2 separate regions of the Homo sapiens genome follow, and region 1 is linked to region 2. Evidence: chromatin loops called from intact Hi-C (ENCODE). Cell type or tissue: heart left ventricle. All regions are shown on one strand. Links, peaks and the distances in the headings refer to the core of each region. The heading gives the core; the rest is flanking DNA. Region 1 has its middle 11 kb from the start of UGCG. Region 2 holds the start of SHOC1 (shortage in chiasmata 1).

Region 1 (8,989 bases), core at 232-8,231, 91 kb after region 2:
GCAATATAATACACTGTATTAGTAGAATAAGAAACTGTATGATCATCTCAATAGACACAGAAAAATCTTGTGACAAAATTCAACACCCTTTTATGATAAAAACACTCAACAATTGAGGAATATAAGGGAACTTCCTCAACCTGATAAGGGGCATCTATGAAAAACGCATAGCCAACAACATAATTAATGGTGAAAGATTGAAAGCTTTCCCCCTTATAAGTGGGAACAGGTCAATGATGTCTGCTCTTACCACTTCTATTTACATTATACTGGAAGTTCTAGCTGGGGGCAATTGGGTAAGGAAAATAAATAAAAACACCCAGATTGGAAGGAGAGAAGTAAAAATACTTATATTTAAAGATAACATGATCTTATACACAGAAAATCTTAATGAATACACACACACACACACACACACACACACACACACACACACAAGCTATTGGAATAAGCAAGTCAGCAAGGCTGTAAGATACAAGATCAATATACAAAATTCAATTGTATTTCTATACATTTGCAATGAACAATCCAAAGGTAAAATTAAGAAGATAATTTAATTTACAATAACATCAAAGAGGCCAGGTGCAGTGGCTCATGCATGTAATCCCATTACTTTGGGAAGCCAAGGTGAGGAGATTGCTTGAGTCCAGGAGTTCAAGACCAGCCTAGGCAACACAGCAAGACCCATCCCTAAAAAAAATTAAAAAAAATTAGCCAAACACAGTGGTGCACACCTGTAGTGCCTGCTACTTGGCAGGCTAAGGCAGGAGAATCACTTGAGCCAGGGAAATTGAGGCTGCAGTGAGTCATGGTCACACCACTGCACTCCAGCCTTGGTGACAGAATGAGACTCTGCTCTCAAAAACAAAAACAAACAAAAGCATGCAACAGCATGAAAGAGAATAAAATACCTGGAAATAAATTTAAGAAAAGAACTTCAAGACCCGTACACTGAAAACTAGAAAGCATTGCTAACTGAAATTAAAGACATAAATATATGGGAAGCCATCCCATGTTCATGGGTCAGAAGGCTTATTAAGATGGTAATACCTGCCGGGTGTGGTGGCTCACACCTGTAATCCCAGCACATTGGGAGACTAAGGTGGGCAGATCATTTGAGGTCAAGAGTTTGAGACTAGCCTGGCCGACATTGTGAAACACCGTCTCTACTACAAATACAAAAATTAGCTGGGCATGGTGGTGGGTTCCTGTAGTCCCAGCTACTTGGGATGCTGAGGCAGGGGAATTGCTTGAACCTGGGAGGCAGAGGCTGCAGTGAGCTGAGATCGCACCACTGCACTCCAGCCTGGGCGACAGAGTGAGACTCTGTCTCAAAAAAAAAAAAGGTGGCAATAGCATCCAAATTGATCTACCGATTTAATGCAACCTCTATCAAAATCTCAGCTTTTCTTTTTCAGAAATTAACAAGCTGACCATGAAATTCACATTGAAACTCAAGAGACACAGATGGGCTGGGCATGGTGGCTCACGCCTGTAATCCCAGCACTTTGAGAGCCCAAGGCAGACTGATCACGAGGTCAGGGGTTCAAGACCAGACTGACCAACCCTGTCTCTACTAAAAATACAAAAATTAGCCGGTCATGGTGGCGCATGCCTGTAATTCTAGCTACTCAGGAGGCTGAGGCAGGAGAATCGCTTGAACCTGGGAGGCAGAGGTTGCGTGAGCTGAGATTGCACCACTGCACTCCAGTCTGGGTAAGAGCGAGACTCTGCCTTAGGAAAAAAAAAAAAAAAGACACAGAAAAATCAAAAACAATCTTGAAAAAGAACAAAGTTCTCACGCTTCCCAGTTTCAAAGTTACAAAGTTACTACAAATTGACAATAATCAAGACCATGTGGTACTGACATAAGGATAGACATGCAGATGAATGAATGAGAGTCCAGAAATAAATCTATACGTCTGTAGTCAATTTTTGACAATGATGTTGACATCATTCAATGTTCTCAGCACCATTGTCAAAAGAATCCTCTTTTCAATAAGTGGTGCTAGGACAACAGGATATTCACGTGCAAAAGAATGAAGATAGACGCCTATCTTACATGATATACAAAACTTAAATCAAACTGGATCAACGACTTAAATACAGGAGCTAAAACTGTACAATTCTTAGAAGAAAACATGGGCATAAACCTTGTGACCTGAGTTAGCCAGTGGTATGTTTGACATGATTCCAAAAAACAAGTGACAAAACAAAAAATAGATAAATCGGACCATCGAAATACAAAATTTTATGCTTTACTTTGGGAGGCCGAGGTGGGCGGATCACCTGAGGTTGGGAGTTCGAGACCAGCCTGACCAACATGGAGGAACCCTGTCTCTACTAAAGATACAAAATTAGCTGGGCGTGGTGGTGCATGCCTGTAATCCCAGCTACTTGGGAGGCTGAGGCAGGAGACTCACTTGAACCCAGGAGGTGCAAGTTGCCGTGAGCCAAGATCCCGCCACTGCATTCCAGCCTGGGCAACAAAAGCAAAACTCCATCTAAAAAAAAAAAAATTGTGCTTCAAATGACACCATCAAGGAAGGGAAAAGAAAATCCACAGAATGAGGAGCAGTAATTGCTAATCATATACCTGATAAGCAACTTGTACCTAGAATACATAAAACACTCTTGGCTTGTTTTTTGTTTTTGTTTTTGTTTGAGACAGAGTCTTGTGCTGTCCGTTATCCAGCCTGGAGTGCAATAGCACACTCATGGCTCACTTGAGCTTTGACTTCCTAGGCTCAAGTGATCCTCACACCTCAGCCTCCTGAGTACCTGGGACTCCAGGTGTGCACCATCTCACCCAGCTAATTTTTGTATTTTCTGTAGAGATGGAGTTTTACCATGTGGGAGGCTGGACTCGAACTCCTGGGCTAAAGTGATCCACCTGCCTCGGCTTCCCAAAGTGCTGGGATTACAGGCATGAGCCACCATGAGCAGCCCATAAAGTACTCTTACAACTAAATAATAAAAAGATAAAACCACAATTTTAAAAATCAGAAGGATTTTAATAGATATTCCTTCAGAGAATATATACAAATGGTCAATAAGAACATTAAAATATGCTCAACATCATTAGCCATTAAGGAAATACGAATCAATACCACAATGAGAAATCACTTCACACTTACTAAGACAGTTATGACAAATTTTGGTAAGGATGTGGAGAAATGGGAACTTGCATATATTGCTGGTGGGATTGTAAAATGGTACAGTCACTTTAGAAGAGTCTGGCGGTAACTCCAAAAGTTAAACATAAAGTTACCATACAACTCAGCACTCTTAGGTATATACCCAAGAGAAATAAAAAATATGTGCCTATACAAAAACCTGTAAATGAATATTCATAACAGCTTTATTCATAATAGCCAAAACATGGAAACAACCCAAATCCAACTCGATTAATGAATGGAGAAACAATATCCATAAAATGGAATATTATTTGGCTATAAAAAGAAATGAAGTACTGATATGTACTGTGACATGAATAAACCTTGAAAATATCATGCTGTGAAAGAAGGTAGTCATAAAAGTCTGCATAATATGTTAATTCTTTTTTTTTTTTTTTTTTTGAGACAGAGTTTCATTCTTGTTGCGCAGGCTGGAGTGCAATGGCGTGATCTTGGCTCACTGCAACCTCCGCCTCCTGGGTTCAATCAATTCTTCTGCCTCAGCCTCCCGAGTAGCTGGGATTACAGGCATGTGCCACCATGCCCGGCTAATTTTGTATTTTTACTAGAGATGGGGTTTCTCCATGTTGGTCAGGCTGGTCTCGAATTCCCAATCTCAGGTGATTCGCCTGCCTCGGCCTCCCAAAGTGCTGGGATTACAGGCATGAGCCACCGTGCCTGGCCCATCAATTCTATTTTTATGAAATAGTCAAGATAGGCAAATCTATATAGAAAAAAATTAAATTAGTAGTTACCAGGAGCTGGGGGGAGGGGAAATGGGGAATGACTGCTAATGGGTATGGAGTTTCTTTTTGCAGTGAGAAAATGTTCTAAAGTTGGGCAGTGATGGTTGCACAACTCTGTGAAGATACTAAAAATCACTGAGTGGTATGCTTTAAAGGAGTGAATGTTACGGTGTGTGACTATATCTTAATAAAGCTATTATTTAGAAAACGAACAAGCTGGAAGAGCTAACCGGGAATCTTTCATATTTAAGACTTCCTAGAAATTTTCCATTTTGGAAAAACTCAGTGTGGTGGCTATCGTGGTTATCTTTCCAATTCTATTCCTCCCCCATTCATTACATAGTCACCTTGCAGTTTGGATGGGATTATCCTTACTACCAGCTTCAATAAATTCTAATTTGACTATTCTAGTCTGCCTTGCCATAGCCTAACAAATGGTATTCAAGGGTAACCATTAGAAAAATGAAAAGGCTTAAGATTTTTGTTAGGTCACAACTAACACTTGCTCTCTCTTCCTGGATGTGAAGTACTGATAATTGTTGGCAGCTGTCTTACAACCATGAGCGAGGTCAGCTTAAAGACAAAACTGCTTTGGGAAGCAAAGTTTGGCACTTTGGGAAGCCAAGGCAGGTAGATCACTTGAGGTCAGGAGTTTGAGACCACCCTGGTGAACACGGTGAAACCCTGTATCTACTAAAAATACAAAAATTAGCTGGGTGTGGTGGCACACGCCTGTAATCCCAGCTACTCGAGGGGCTTGAAGCACGAGAATCACTGAACCCAGGAGGCAGAGGTTGCGGTGAGCCAAGATCTTGCCACTGCACTCCAGGCTGGAAGACAGAATGACACTCTCTCTCAAAAATAAATAAAATAAAATAAAGTAAAAGTAAAGTAAAGTAAAGTAAAATACTGACACATAGAGGAGGGGCGAGCCAAGACTATCTCAGAAAAATGGAGCAAGAACTCCATTTTTTAACTGTGCCTGACTCTTGTTTGCTTTATATAGGGTGTGACTCTGTGACTGCCTCAGTTTCTCCTAGCCTGATTGTTAATAGTGTCTCCTTTCTCAAACGAGTCCTGCTTTAGATGGTCATTCATACGTCATACTCCCCATAACTGGATTTTCAGTTACAGATCAATGAATTTATTAGTTAACCCAGGTCAACTGTTTCTCAAGGCCATCCAAGTTTTGTTTGTTTGTTTGTTTGTTTGAGATGGAGTCTAGCTCTGTCACCCAGGCTGGAGTGCAATGGCGCGATCTCGGCTCACTGCAACCTCCGCCTCCTGGGCTCAAGTGATTCTCCTGACTCAGCCTCCCGAGTAGCTGGGATTACAGGCTCTTGCCATTATGCCCAGCTAATTTTTGTATTTTTAGTAGAGACGGGTTTTTGCCCTGTTGGCCAGGCTGGTCTTGAACTCCCGGCCTTGAACTCCTGGCCTCAAGTGACCTGCCCCCTTCGGCCTCCCAAAATGCTGGGGTTATAGGTGCCCAGCTGCACTTTCCTCACTCTTGGCAATGTCTTAGTCTTTCTTCAGGACCCAGATGACCTTCTCCATGAAGTCTTTCTAGATTTTCTGGAATAAAAGTAATCACTCCCAACTCCCAATTTTTCTCATACCTCTATATCAACACTCATTGCATTACAATGATACATTTTTGCATTTCTCTTCCTCAGCTGAACTTGAACTTCTCCAGGGGGAAAAAAAGATTATGTTATTTTTCACTTTGTATCCAAAGCATGAGAACACTGTGTACCTGGAACATCACATATTTTATTGTATTATTATTTTATTATTTTGAGACAGAATCTCACTCTGTCGCCCAGGCTGGGGTGCAGTGGCGTGATCTCGGCTTACTGCAATCTCTGCCTCAGCCTCCCGAGTATCTGGGACTACAGGTGCAGGCTGTTTTGCATATTTTGTAGAGATGGAGTTTCACTATGTTGCTCACCCTGGTCTCTAATTCCTGGGCCCATGCAACCTGCCAGATTCAGCCTCCCAAAGTGCTGGGATTACACGCATGAGCCACCGTGCCCAACCTCATGTATACATGTGTGCACACATGCACGCACACGTATGTGCACACATGCACGCACACGTATGTGCACACATGCACGCATACGTATGTGCACACATGCACGTATACGTATGTGCATACATGTATGTATACGTATGTGCATATGTGCGTGCACACGTGCATGTGCATATATGCATGCATACACGCATGCACACCTGTGTACACACGTGTGCATGCATGTGTGCATGTATGTGCATGTACATGCATGTGTGTACATGTGTATATGTGTGTGCATGTGTGTATGCCTTGTGTGCATGCATATACATGTATGTATAGATATGTGTGTGTGTGCATATATATATTGTTTTTTACTACAAAAAAAAAAAAAGACAGGATCTCACTATGTTACCCAGGATGGTCTTAAACTCCTGCGTTCAAGTGATCCTCCCACCTCAGCCTCCCAAAGTGCTAAAATTACCGGCATGAGCCATCATGCCTGGCCACCTTGTATGTTTTAATATTTGTTGAGGAATAAAGGAAAATAAATAACTAAACGGAAAATCCATTAATTTGTTTACTTTATCATCTTAACAGTCTTAATAATTTTGCTCAGTGTTCTCTATTATAGAGGAAATGACTGTTAATGATGGCTCCCATCATTAACTGTTGATGACTGTTAATGAGGGATCCCAAAATATTTAAGGTGGGTTGGCAACTGAATTTAGGCATGAGCTTATGTGATAGGGAAGGCCCTAATAGTTGTTTCTATCTCCTTGTATTGCAAAATGCTTTGTTTCGTGCTTTTTCAGGTATTAGACAACACTTCAAATTTATACCTACAATGATATAAAAGGCTAAAAACAATCAGATATGATTTCCAAACTATAAAATTACTAGACTAGGGGAGGATGCATCCTTTTCACAAATTAGTTGTTAGTTTGGTACCAATTTGTGTAAATGCTATAACACCTTTTGCCAATTCTGAGCTTCAAAAAATAATATATTTACGTAAACTTGACTCTGAAAACTTTCTCTCGTGTTAATCCTGATGCATTTAATTATATTTTATGAGGTACTTATTACCAAAAATTACCAAAAATAGTTTAAAGACTATTTGATATCACTGTTTCTTAACATCACAAGGCCAGTTTGTGTACCTTTCTAATATTATGCTGGCATGTAACGAATATTTTCTTTCAAGGCCTGAGATTTATTTTTCCCATGGAATAAAAATATCTTTGTTTGCTCCTTACTATTCAATTATATGTCTCCTATTTCCTACAATTGTCATCTAATTGCATTTGTTTCTGATTGACTACACCAGGTATATTAGCAAGAAGATGAGATCTACAATATACTCTGGTTTGTGTAATAATTAAGAATTGTAAAGTATTGCATGCTCTGTCACAAGGAATAATTTGCCAAAGATAAATCCTTCTAATAGGTAATTTTATTTTTTATGGGTTGAAACAGTAAATGGAGAAATAGAGAAAACAAAAGTTAGTAATGTAGATGAAATGAGACAAAATGAATGTACTTTCTCAATTAAGGAATAATAATAAAACTTTATATCCATTTCCCTCCCTGGAATTGTTATAAATATTTTACATATGTTAACTTGTTTAGTCCTCACAACAGTCCATTTATAGACAAAGAAACTGAAGCAAGTGGCTAGGCACAGTGGCTTACACTTGTAATCCTAGCACTTTGGGAAGCTAGGGCAGGAGGATTGCTTCAGGTCAGGAGTTCAAGACGAGCCTGGGCAACATAGCAAGACCCTTTCTCTACAAAATAAAAATAAAAATAAAAAAACTGAGGCGAGAGAGGTTAAGTGACTTGCTTAGGTCACATGGTGGACCAGAATTCAAACTCAGCCTGTCTGACTTTCACAGTATTCAGGCTTAGCCAATAGTTTATACTGTAACCTAAAGGAAAGCATTCTTAAGATAGGGAAGGTATTTTGTAGAGATTCTAAAGTCAGGAGGTCTAGTTTATCTTAACAACCTTTGTTTCTTAGTAAATGTTAAAGTCGCCGGGCGTGGTGGCTCAAGCCTGTAATCCCAGCACTTTGGGAGGCCGAGGTGGGCGGATCACGAGGTCAGGAGATTGAGACCACGGTGAAACCCCGTCTCTACTAAAAATACAAAAAATTAGCTGGGCGTGGTGGCGGGCGCCTGTAGTCCCAGCTACTCAGGAGGCTGAGGCAGGAGAATGGTGTGAACCCGGGAGGCGGAGCTTGCAGTGAGCCGAGATTACGCCACTGCACTCCAGCCTGGGCGACAGAGCCAGACTCCGTCTTAAAAAAAAAAAAAAAAAAAAAAAAAGGAAATGTTAAAGTCAAGTTTTAATTATATTGTTGGTAATTCTGTAAAATGATACAATAAGAAACAGATTTTGTTGGAATTTTCCTGAATTATTGTGTGAGAAAAAAAGCACTTGAAAAAGATTGTTCTTTTAAATTCCTTTTTTTTTGAGACGGTGTCTCGCTCTGTCGCCCAGGCTGGAGTGCAGTCGTGTGATCTCGGCTCACTGCAAGCTCCGCCTCCCGGGTTCACACCATTCTCCTGCCTCAGCCTCCCCAGTAGCTGCGGCTACAGGCGGCCGCCACCGCGCCTGGCTAATTTTTTGTATTTTTAGTAGAGACGGTGTTTCACTGTGTTAGCCAGGATGGTCTCGATCTCCTGACCTCGTGATCCGCCCGCCTTGGCCTCCCAAAGCGCTGGGATTACAGGCATGGGCCACCGCGCCTGGCCTTAAATTCTTCCACTTGTTGTTTGTGCTCTTAATGAACTGTTCTGCAACGACATTATGTTTCATAAAATTCCTCTTAACTGAAGCAAATGATATGGTGGAAGGAAAGAGCAAGGTGTTTAAATTCCCAGAGCATCTTAGCAGAAAAACATGATATACCTTCCTAAGTCTCAGATGGTGAAATTGACTTTCCTAAATCTCAGATGGTGATGTATACATTACATTTGTTATTAAACTAAATAATGCTAGACCAAAATCTACTTTGCAAACTGAATTTTGAGAGTTGAACATCTACTATA
Region 2 (8,918 bases), core at 1-8,000:
ATAATAGTATCTGCCTCATGAAGTACTTATGATGATAAAATCATAGTAGGATGGTGCAAAAGTAATTGTGGCTTTTGCCATTACTTTTAATTAACTAATGGCAAATTAACGGCAATTACTTTTGCACCACCCTAATATAATCCATCAGAAGGGCAAAGTATCTGTCCCACAGAAAGTGGTCAATGCATGCTATTAGTATGATTTTATAGAGATAACTGGGATTCTTTTTTCTCCACTCATTTCAAGAAAGATCATTCCAGATTGTTAGCAAAATCACCCCACACTTGTCAAGAGTTTCCATTTTTTTCTCCTGACAGCTTTGGATTCATTTTAATTGTTTGATTATTTTAATTTAATAATTTCCTTCCAAAAGTGGCTTTTTTTTTGAGACGGAGTCTCACTCTGTTGCCCAGACTGGAGGGCAGTGGCGCAGTCTCGGCTCACTGCAACCTCCACTTCCCAGATTTCAAGTGATTCTCCTGCCTCAGCCTCCCAAGTAGCTGGGATTACAGGCGCCCACCACCATGCCCGGCTAATTTTTTTGTATTTTTAGTAGAGACAGGGTTTCACCATGTTGGCCAGGCTGGTCTCGAACTCTTGACCTCATGATCCACCCGCCTCGGCCTCCCAAAGTGCTGGGATTACAGGCGTGAGCCACCGTGCCCAGCCAAAAGTGGCATTTTAAAGACATTAAATGTGGAAAATAATTTTCAATAAATCTAAAAGTAATTAGACTAATAAACAATCTAAGGATTACTGCAAAATTATCATATACAAGTTGAGCATCCTTAATCCAAAAATTTGAAATCCAAAATCCAAAACTTTTTGAGTGCCAATATGATGCCAATGGGTGGTGAAGATACTGGCACTTTTGCTTTTTGATGGTTAGTTCAGTGTACACAAACTTTGTTTCATGCACAGAGTTATTTAAAATATTGTATAAAATTACCTTCAATCTATGTGGATAAGGTGTATATAAAATATAAATAAATTTTGTGTTTAGACTTGGGTCTTATCCCCAAGATATCTCATTTTATATATATAAAAATATTCCAAAATCTGAAAAAAAATCAGAAATCTGAAATACTTTTGATCCTAAGCATTTCAGATAAGGGATACTCAACCTATATTGAATGTAGTTAACACTTCTTACATCATAATTCTCAGTAAATAGACAGTAAGCCACTAACACTCTACCTCATATAAATAGTCTATTGCATGATATTTCAATGCTGAAAACATATCTTCTTTCTTTCAAAGCAGTGTAAATTTCAACATCTGGAAATACAAAAATTAAAATTAAACACTGGTAAAATAGCAAGTCAAGTGCAGAAAATCTCAATCACAAAACTTTGGTTTACTCATTTTTAAAAAGGCTCTGAATGATAATCATTGGTAAAAATAATATACATTACTATAATTTTAAATCTAATATGAAAATAATGTATATTGATAGAAAATTGAATAATTTCTTATTGTTTAAATCATATAGCTGTTAGTTGGTTGGTGGAAATATATTTAATGTGATCATTTTGTTGCAAAAGAGGTTGAAATTTACAAGATTGCCGGAGTGGTGTAACCATATTTCTCAAGTGGTCTTGAGAATAACCATATTTCTCAAGTGGTCTTGAGAATAACCATATTTCTCAAGTGGTCTTGAGAATAACCATATTTCTCAAGTGGTCTTGAGAATAACCATATTTCTCAAGTGGTCTTGAGAATAACCATATTTCTCAAGTGGTCTTGAGAATAACCATATTTCTCAAGTGGTCTTGAAATTGGGTAACCAAGGGCAGAACTCTGTGCTGAAACAGTGGAGGATTTGGAAAATTGGGAAACAATTTGTGAAACTGTTTCCATTCTCTTACTTAGAAAATAAGAAGCCTAAAGTTAGAATTTTCTAGTAGCTAGCTCATTTGGAATAAAGCAACTATGGCATATTGGTAAATCAGCAAATCCATCTAATGAAGCAATAAGTAAAATCTAGAATGCTTAACTAGTCCGGGATGGTTCTCATTTACTTGAGAACTCAAGGAATTACAGTTTTGAAGTTACTCTAGGACAGAGTAACTTCTGTGTAAAACTTTTAGTAAAAAACTAAAAACAAACTTTTAAAACAATCCAGGCCAGGCATGTTGGCTCACACCTGTAATCCCAGCACTTTGAGAGGCTGAGGTGGTGGATCACTTGAGGCCAAGAGTTTGAGACCAGCTTGGTCAACATGATGTAAAATACAAAAATACAAAATTTTTGTATCTCTACTAAAAATACAAAAATTAGCTGGGCGTGGTGGTGTGCACCTGTAGTCCCAGGTACCCGAGAGGCTGAGGCACGAGAATTGCTTGAGCCTGGGAGGTGGAGGTTGCAGTGACCCAAGATCACACCACTGCACTCCAAACTGGGCAACAGAGCCAGACTCTATCTCAAACCAAAAACAAAAACAACCCAGAGCACAATTATTTTATTTGTTTAATGACTCAGAAGGATTTTTGGATATTACAATATGTTTTCCAATTAAAATGAGACAAATATGTTATCTGAATTGTCTTTAATATTGTTAGATTCTGTGGTGTGGAGAATATATAGTGTGGCCACCCTCTTTCACTCTTAAACAGGACCAACGTGGGCATTATTTTACTGGTGGTTACTTTTCTGAGAATATTTCCAATCATTGCACCTCTATGTCTTTTCCACCCAGTGTATCACTGATCTTTTTTTTTTTTTGAGACGGAGTCTCGCTCTGTCCCCCAGGCTGGAGTGCAGTGGCCGGATCTCAGCTCACTGCAAGTTCCGCCTCCCAGGTTCACGCCATTCTCCTGCCTCAGCCTCCTGAGTAGTTGGGACTATAGGCGCCCGCCAACACGCCCGGCTAATTTTTTGTATATTTAGTAGAGACAGGGTTTCACCGTGTTAGACTGGATGGTCTCGATCTCCTGACCTTGTGATCCGCCCGTCTCGGTCTCCCAGAGTGCTGGGATTACAGGCGTGAGCCACCGCGCCCGGCCTGTCACTGATCTTTCAAGCAAATATTGATTCTAGAACTTCCATTTCTTGGTGTTGCACTTTCAGAAAAAACTGATTGTCTCATTCTAAAAGCCATTGCAAAAAGTTAACAACAAACTCAACTTTACTGACTTTACCCATTCAGCTTATTGTCAGCATTTATATTAACTTTTCTTTTCTTGTGAAGCCTAGTATTTCTATCACTCTCACCAATTACCTTAAGAAATAATTACTTTTGTATTGAAGTCAACCACTGAAATTCATGCTAAATATGTACTACTTAATAAGATGCCATATGTTATATACATGCTTAGAATCCCGTTTATCAAGTTTATTTCATTGTAATACAGATATCGAATCCATCTAATAGTGGTGGGTGGAAGCAAAAACGATACATTGCTCTTATTTCTAAAACCAAAGATATGAGGAAATGAACAAAATCATGGTTAGAGAGAGGGTAATTTAAAATTATCAAGTTTTGAATTGCAGCAATTCTCGAATTTTTTTTTTTTTTACCTTTTTCTAAAGATTTTATTTCTTTTGTGCTACTTCCTAACAAACATCTACTGGACTACTGGACCAAAATGGAAATGCACACGATAATGAGGTCAGGCACAAGGCCAGGAAGTAAGCTTTCCCAAGATGATGATGATGATGATGATGATTTAATTAATTAATCAAATAATTTTTTGAGACAGAGTCTCCCTCTGTCCCCAGGCTGGAGTGCAATGGTGCGATCTTGGCTCACTGCAACCTCCAGCTCCCGGGTTCAAGCGATTCTCCTGCCTCAGCCTCCCGAGTAGCTGGGATTACAGGCGGGTGCCACCATGCCCGGCTAATTTTTGTATTTTTAATAGAGACGGGGTTTCGCCATGTTGGCCAGGCTGATTTCGAACTCCTGAGCTCAGGCAATCCTCTCGCCTCAGCCTCCCGAAGTGCTGGGATTACAGGCCTGAGCCACCATATGCCAGGCCCCAAGATTATTTAAAAGCACTCACAGGTGAGTGTGAATCTTCGGGCTGGCTTCCCACCTCTCCCCACCAGCCTAAGGCATCAGGAGCTTTCTGCCTTCTTCACTCCCTCGCATAAAAACCCACTTAAAAAAAAAAAAATAATAAGATCCGCCGGAAGTGGTGGCTCACACCTGTAATCCCAGCACTTCGGGAGGCCGAGGCGGGTGGATCACTTGAGGTCAGGAGTTCGAGACCAGCCGGGTCAACATGGCAAAACCCCGTCTCTATTAAAAATATAAAAATTAGCCAGACGTGGTGGAGGACGCCTGTAGTCCCAACTACTCTGGAGGCTGAGGCAGGAGAATCTCTTGAACTCGGGAGGCAGAGGTTGCAGTGAACCGAGATCGTGCCACTGCACGCCAGCCTGGGCAACAGAGCGAGACCCTGTCTTAAAACAGACAAAAAAACGTAACATGGCAGAGAAGGCGAGGTGCACCTATTTTCCCTTATTGTTTAGCCCATACAACTTCTAGTTGATGGGCTGAAATCCCACCAGCATCTCTGAGACCTTCACACCTTCTATTCTCAGGTTAAGTGGACAGTGGGTCTGGGGTTTTGTCTCTACAGAGCCACATCGGCCGGGCCTCACAGATGCGTTTTCCAGAGATTCCTGAGCTGCCATACTTCTTTGGTCCCATACGACCTTTTCCTCCCCTCAGCCCTCAAAATCACCCTCTCTCCTGCCTCCAGCCTCTCAGGGCTCTTACCTGAGGTAAAAATCGCCTCCTGCATCTCTTCCTGGGGTAAAATTCCCGCCCGCTGGACACGTGACCACTGAGCCTGCACTCTGTGCTTCCATTGGCCAGACCAGGCCCCGCCCCTTGGGCTCCGGGCACTTCCGTCCGCGAGTGGGCACAGCCTAGGGAGGTAAGGATTGTGGGGATTCGAGGCTGCAGCCTGGGCAGCGCCGAGGTCCTCGGGAGTGAGCAGAACCCTCATAACACTGGGCGGAGTGTGACGGTGGAGAAGTCGGCGTGAGGCTAGAAAGAGCTGGTTGTGAAGGGTTGGGAAGACCCGGCAAAGCAGTCCGGACTTCTTTGGGAGTGGCGGCTCCCATGTTGTTAGCGAGGCCGGGCAAAACGCGGCAGGGTTAGCCGGAGGGCGAGGGCAGAAGCCTTTCAGAGGTAAGGGTGGGAGGATTTAGCAATCAGACAGATTCAGGGAAAGAGGAAGGCAAGAGAGAGGAGGCAAACGTGCCTCAGGGGTCTGGCTAGGTGTGGGTCATGGCTTGGTAGCAGAAGAACTTTTGAGGAGGGGCAGGAAGATACTGCTTTTCAATTGGCACATGTGGATTCTATACCTTAATTAAAGCCACTCCCTTACATACACACATTTAGGTATCGCCAGACTCGCCTGATGAGGAATAATTATTCTTTCCTCCATATTTCTTAACTCCTGTCTTTTCCATGAAACGGCTTGGCATTAAACTCCTTCCCAGAAGATTGCAAGAAGTAACATGCATTTATTTACTTTACTAACACATGGGTGTCTTTTGAGTTGATTGTTCAAATACTAATTGTGAAATGTCAGTGGATAAGTCACTTTATTTTCTTAAGTTACTTCCTTTATTTTGTACAGGTGTGTGCAGTTTGCTTCGGTTATATGGATTTAATGTTTGACAATAATCAGTTTTAAAGATATTCACCTAACATTGAAGTGCATTAATCATCCTGTGTTCTTGGATGTCTACCTTTTATTAAAATCAATTTTAAATTAAATATCTTTGTAAAAGTTACAAAAATTGGCCGGGCCTGGTGGCTCACGCTGTAATCCCAGCATTTTGGGAGGCTGAGGTGGGTGGATCACCTGAGGTCAGGAGTTCGAGACCAGCCTGGTCAACATGGTGAAACCTCATCTCTACTAAAAATACAAAAAAAAAAAAAAAAAAAAAAATCAGCCGGGTGTGGTGGCATGCCCCTGTAATCCCAGCTACTTGGGAGGCTGAGGCAGGAGAATCGCTTGAACCCGGAGGCGGAGGTTGTAGTGAGCCGAGATCATGCCACTGCATTCCAGCCTGGGGGACAGAGCAAGATTCCGTATCAGAAACAAACAAACAGAAAAACCAACAACAAAAAAAACCAAAAAACAAAAATAACACATGCTTATCCTTACTATAAACAGGAAAACCATCCAAAGATGTATACAGAGAAAGTAATCGCCATTCCCACCCCAACTCCCAGGTAACCAATATTAACAATCTGGGTTGATTCTTTTCACACTTTGTTGTATGTTCATACAAATTTATTCAGATATGCATGTACAACGTTGATTGGCTAATTATATTTAAAAATTATTACTTTTAAAAATAGCTGCATAATATTTTATAGTAACTACGTGCCATGATTTATCTAAACATTCCACTACTGATGGATTAACAGATTGTTTCCAATTTTTTGGAAACAATGACAAATAATGCTGCAGTAAGAATTCTTGGACATATGCTCTTGAATACTTTCTGTGGCATAGATTTGTTTTGGCTTGCTGGCTGAAATTGTAAGAGCATTTCAAATTTAATAAATATTGCCAATTTTTCCTTCCAAAAATGTATAGCAGTTTACATTAACAATACCAGAAAGGGGTCATCATTCTCCTGAATACCCAACAGTACTGAATATATTGCTCTTTAGAAATTTTTGCCAGGCTGATGCATGAAAAATTCTATCTTGTTTTAGTTTGCATTTCTCTGACTACTGCTGAGATTAAACATGTTTTAGATGTTTATGAATCCTTTGGATTTCTTCTTCCATGAATTGTCTAATTATGCATGTGGCTGTGTATGTGTGTATATGTGTATGCATCTGTATGTTTGTGTGTGTATGAGATCAAGTGATTTTCCTATTGGGTAGGTTGTCTTTTTGAAAATCTAGTGTAAAGGTGCATTAGTTAAAATCAGGCCTAGCTGTATAAATAACAGAAAATTCCAAAATAATATTAAATATATTTCTCTTTCATGTAAATGAAGTCCAGAGGTACAAAGGTTAAGGACTGATATGGCAGCTCTGCCCCACTAAGTCCTCTGGGTCTTAACTTCCTACCAGCTCATTTTTCTGCTATTTCTGTGTAGTGGTCCTTGTTTTCATGGTCTCAGGTGGCAGCTTCTGTTTCAGGAAGCAGGATGGAGGAAGGACTGTAAAGGAACAAAGGCCAAAGGCACAATGTCTCTTTATATATATGTAACTTAAATTGTAAAATATAATGTTCACATAGAAATATAATGTTTACACAGAAACTGTACCACAATGTATAGTTATAAAAATTATTTTAAGGAAATGTCCATGGAGCCTCCCCTCAAGTGAAGAAACAGAGCATTGGAATTTCAGAAGCCCGCTTTTCCTTTCTAATCACAACTCTCCCTAGAGGAAGTCTCCCTCTAGACCTAGAGATTACTATAATTCTGACTTTATGGTAATCATTGCCTTGCTTTTCTTTAAAGTGTTTCACCCAAGTATGCATTTCTAAATGACATAGTTTGCCTATTTTTGAATCTTGGTGTTTGTGTTACTTTGGTTCTTGCTTCTTCTATTCAGTGGATGTTTATTGTATATGATGATTCAATTTCATCAATTTCATTCGATGTATTATATATGATGATTTCAGTTATATATGATGATTATTAAATAGGATACAATAGTATCCTGTTGTATAAACATACTTCAATTTATCCATTCAACTGTTGATGGACCTTTGGATTATTCTAATTCTTGTATATTACAAAGAATGCTGCTACAATATCCTTGTACATGTATCCTAGTACACATACATGTTTCTCTGGAATATAGATTTAGGAAAATGTTTTGGATTATTGAGCATACATATCTTCACATTTATTGACTAACACCAAACTGTTTTCCTAAGTGATTATACCGATTCACCCATCAGTAATGTTTAACAGTCTGTACTGCTCTATATCCTCACCAACTCTTAGCAATTTCATACTTGAAAATGTTGAGATCTAGTAGATGTCTAGTTGCAGCAAAGGCTGGAAGATGCAGTGTTCATTCTGAACAGTTATGTGCATAGTTACTATTTGGAAATTCTATTATTAATATAAGAAAAAAACATATATTGGGAAATACACAGCAATCTCTGCCACATTCAGAATACTAACTTAAAAATAGCTGCCAGGCTGGGCACCGTGGCTCACGTGTGTAATCCCAACAATTTGGGAGGCTGAGGCAGGAGGATCACCTGAGGTCAGAAGTTCAAGGACAACCTGGCCAACGTGATGAAACCCTGTCTCTACTAAAAATACAAAAATTAGCCAGATGTGGTGGCAGGTGCCTATAATCCCAGCTACTCAGGAGGCTGAGGCGGGGAGAATCGCTTGAACCCGGGGGCAGAAGTTACAGTGAGCCGAGATTGTACCATTGCACTCCAGCCTGGGCAACAGAGTGAGACTCCATCTCAAAAAAAAAAAAAAAAAAAAATTAACCAAGTGTGGTGGCACGCACCTGTAATCCTAGCTACTTGGGAGGCTGAGGCAAGAGAATCACTTGAACTCTGGGGGGCAGAGGTTACAGTGAGCGAGATCATGCCACTGCACTCCAGCCTGGGTGACAGAGTGAGACTCTGTCTCAAAAAAAAAAAAAGAAAAAAAAGAAAAGAAAAAAAGCTAAATTTTTTTTAGCACTCATTATGTGCCAAGCACTATTCTAAACACTTTGCAACAACTCATAAGCTAGATAAATTTACAAATATTACAAACTCCAGTTTACATAAGAGAAACCTGGGGCATTGACCACTTAAGTCTCTTATCCAAGATGAGCTTGAAAGTATGAGACAGAGTTGCAAATCCAAGTAGCATGACTTCAGAGCCCAAACTCTGAATGAGATCATACACTCTCTAAAAGGAATATTTGCTCTTGAGTCATCCATGTTTTGTAAATGTTTTGTGTTTATTTT

The links. Peaks named below come from ENCODE experiments on the same cell type or tissue, not always from the same donor. Only the 100,000 strongest peaks of a DNase experiment are listed, where the experiment ranks them.
Region 1: it touches region 2 in a loop (2.2-fold over the local background); 3 of 110 quality-filtered maps call a loop at or near these places.

The regions. Positions count from the first base shown.
Region 1 is chr9:111,881,372-111,890,360 of GRCh38, forward strand. No RefSeq gene overlaps it. Among named protein-coding and RNA genes, the nearest start is that of UGCG, 11 kb to the right of the region's middle. RefSeq lists an enhancer at 4,926-5,754. In heart left ventricle, for the core only: no CTCF peak of the experiment used is centred there; no DNase peak of the experiment used is centred there.
Region 2 is chr9:111,790,177-111,799,094 of GRCh38, forward strand. SHOC1 (shortage in chiasmata 1) reads right to left here and starts at 4,761. Exons shown (of 28, transcript NM_001378211.1): 1 at 4,724-4,761; 2 at 1,198-1,278. The coding sequence starts at 1,242. LOC124902249 (a long non-coding RNA gene) reads left to right here and starts at 6,042. Exons shown (of 2, transcript XR_007061734.1): 1 at 6,042-6,196. In heart left ventricle, for the core only: no CTCF peak of the experiment used is centred there; no DNase peak of the experiment used is centred there.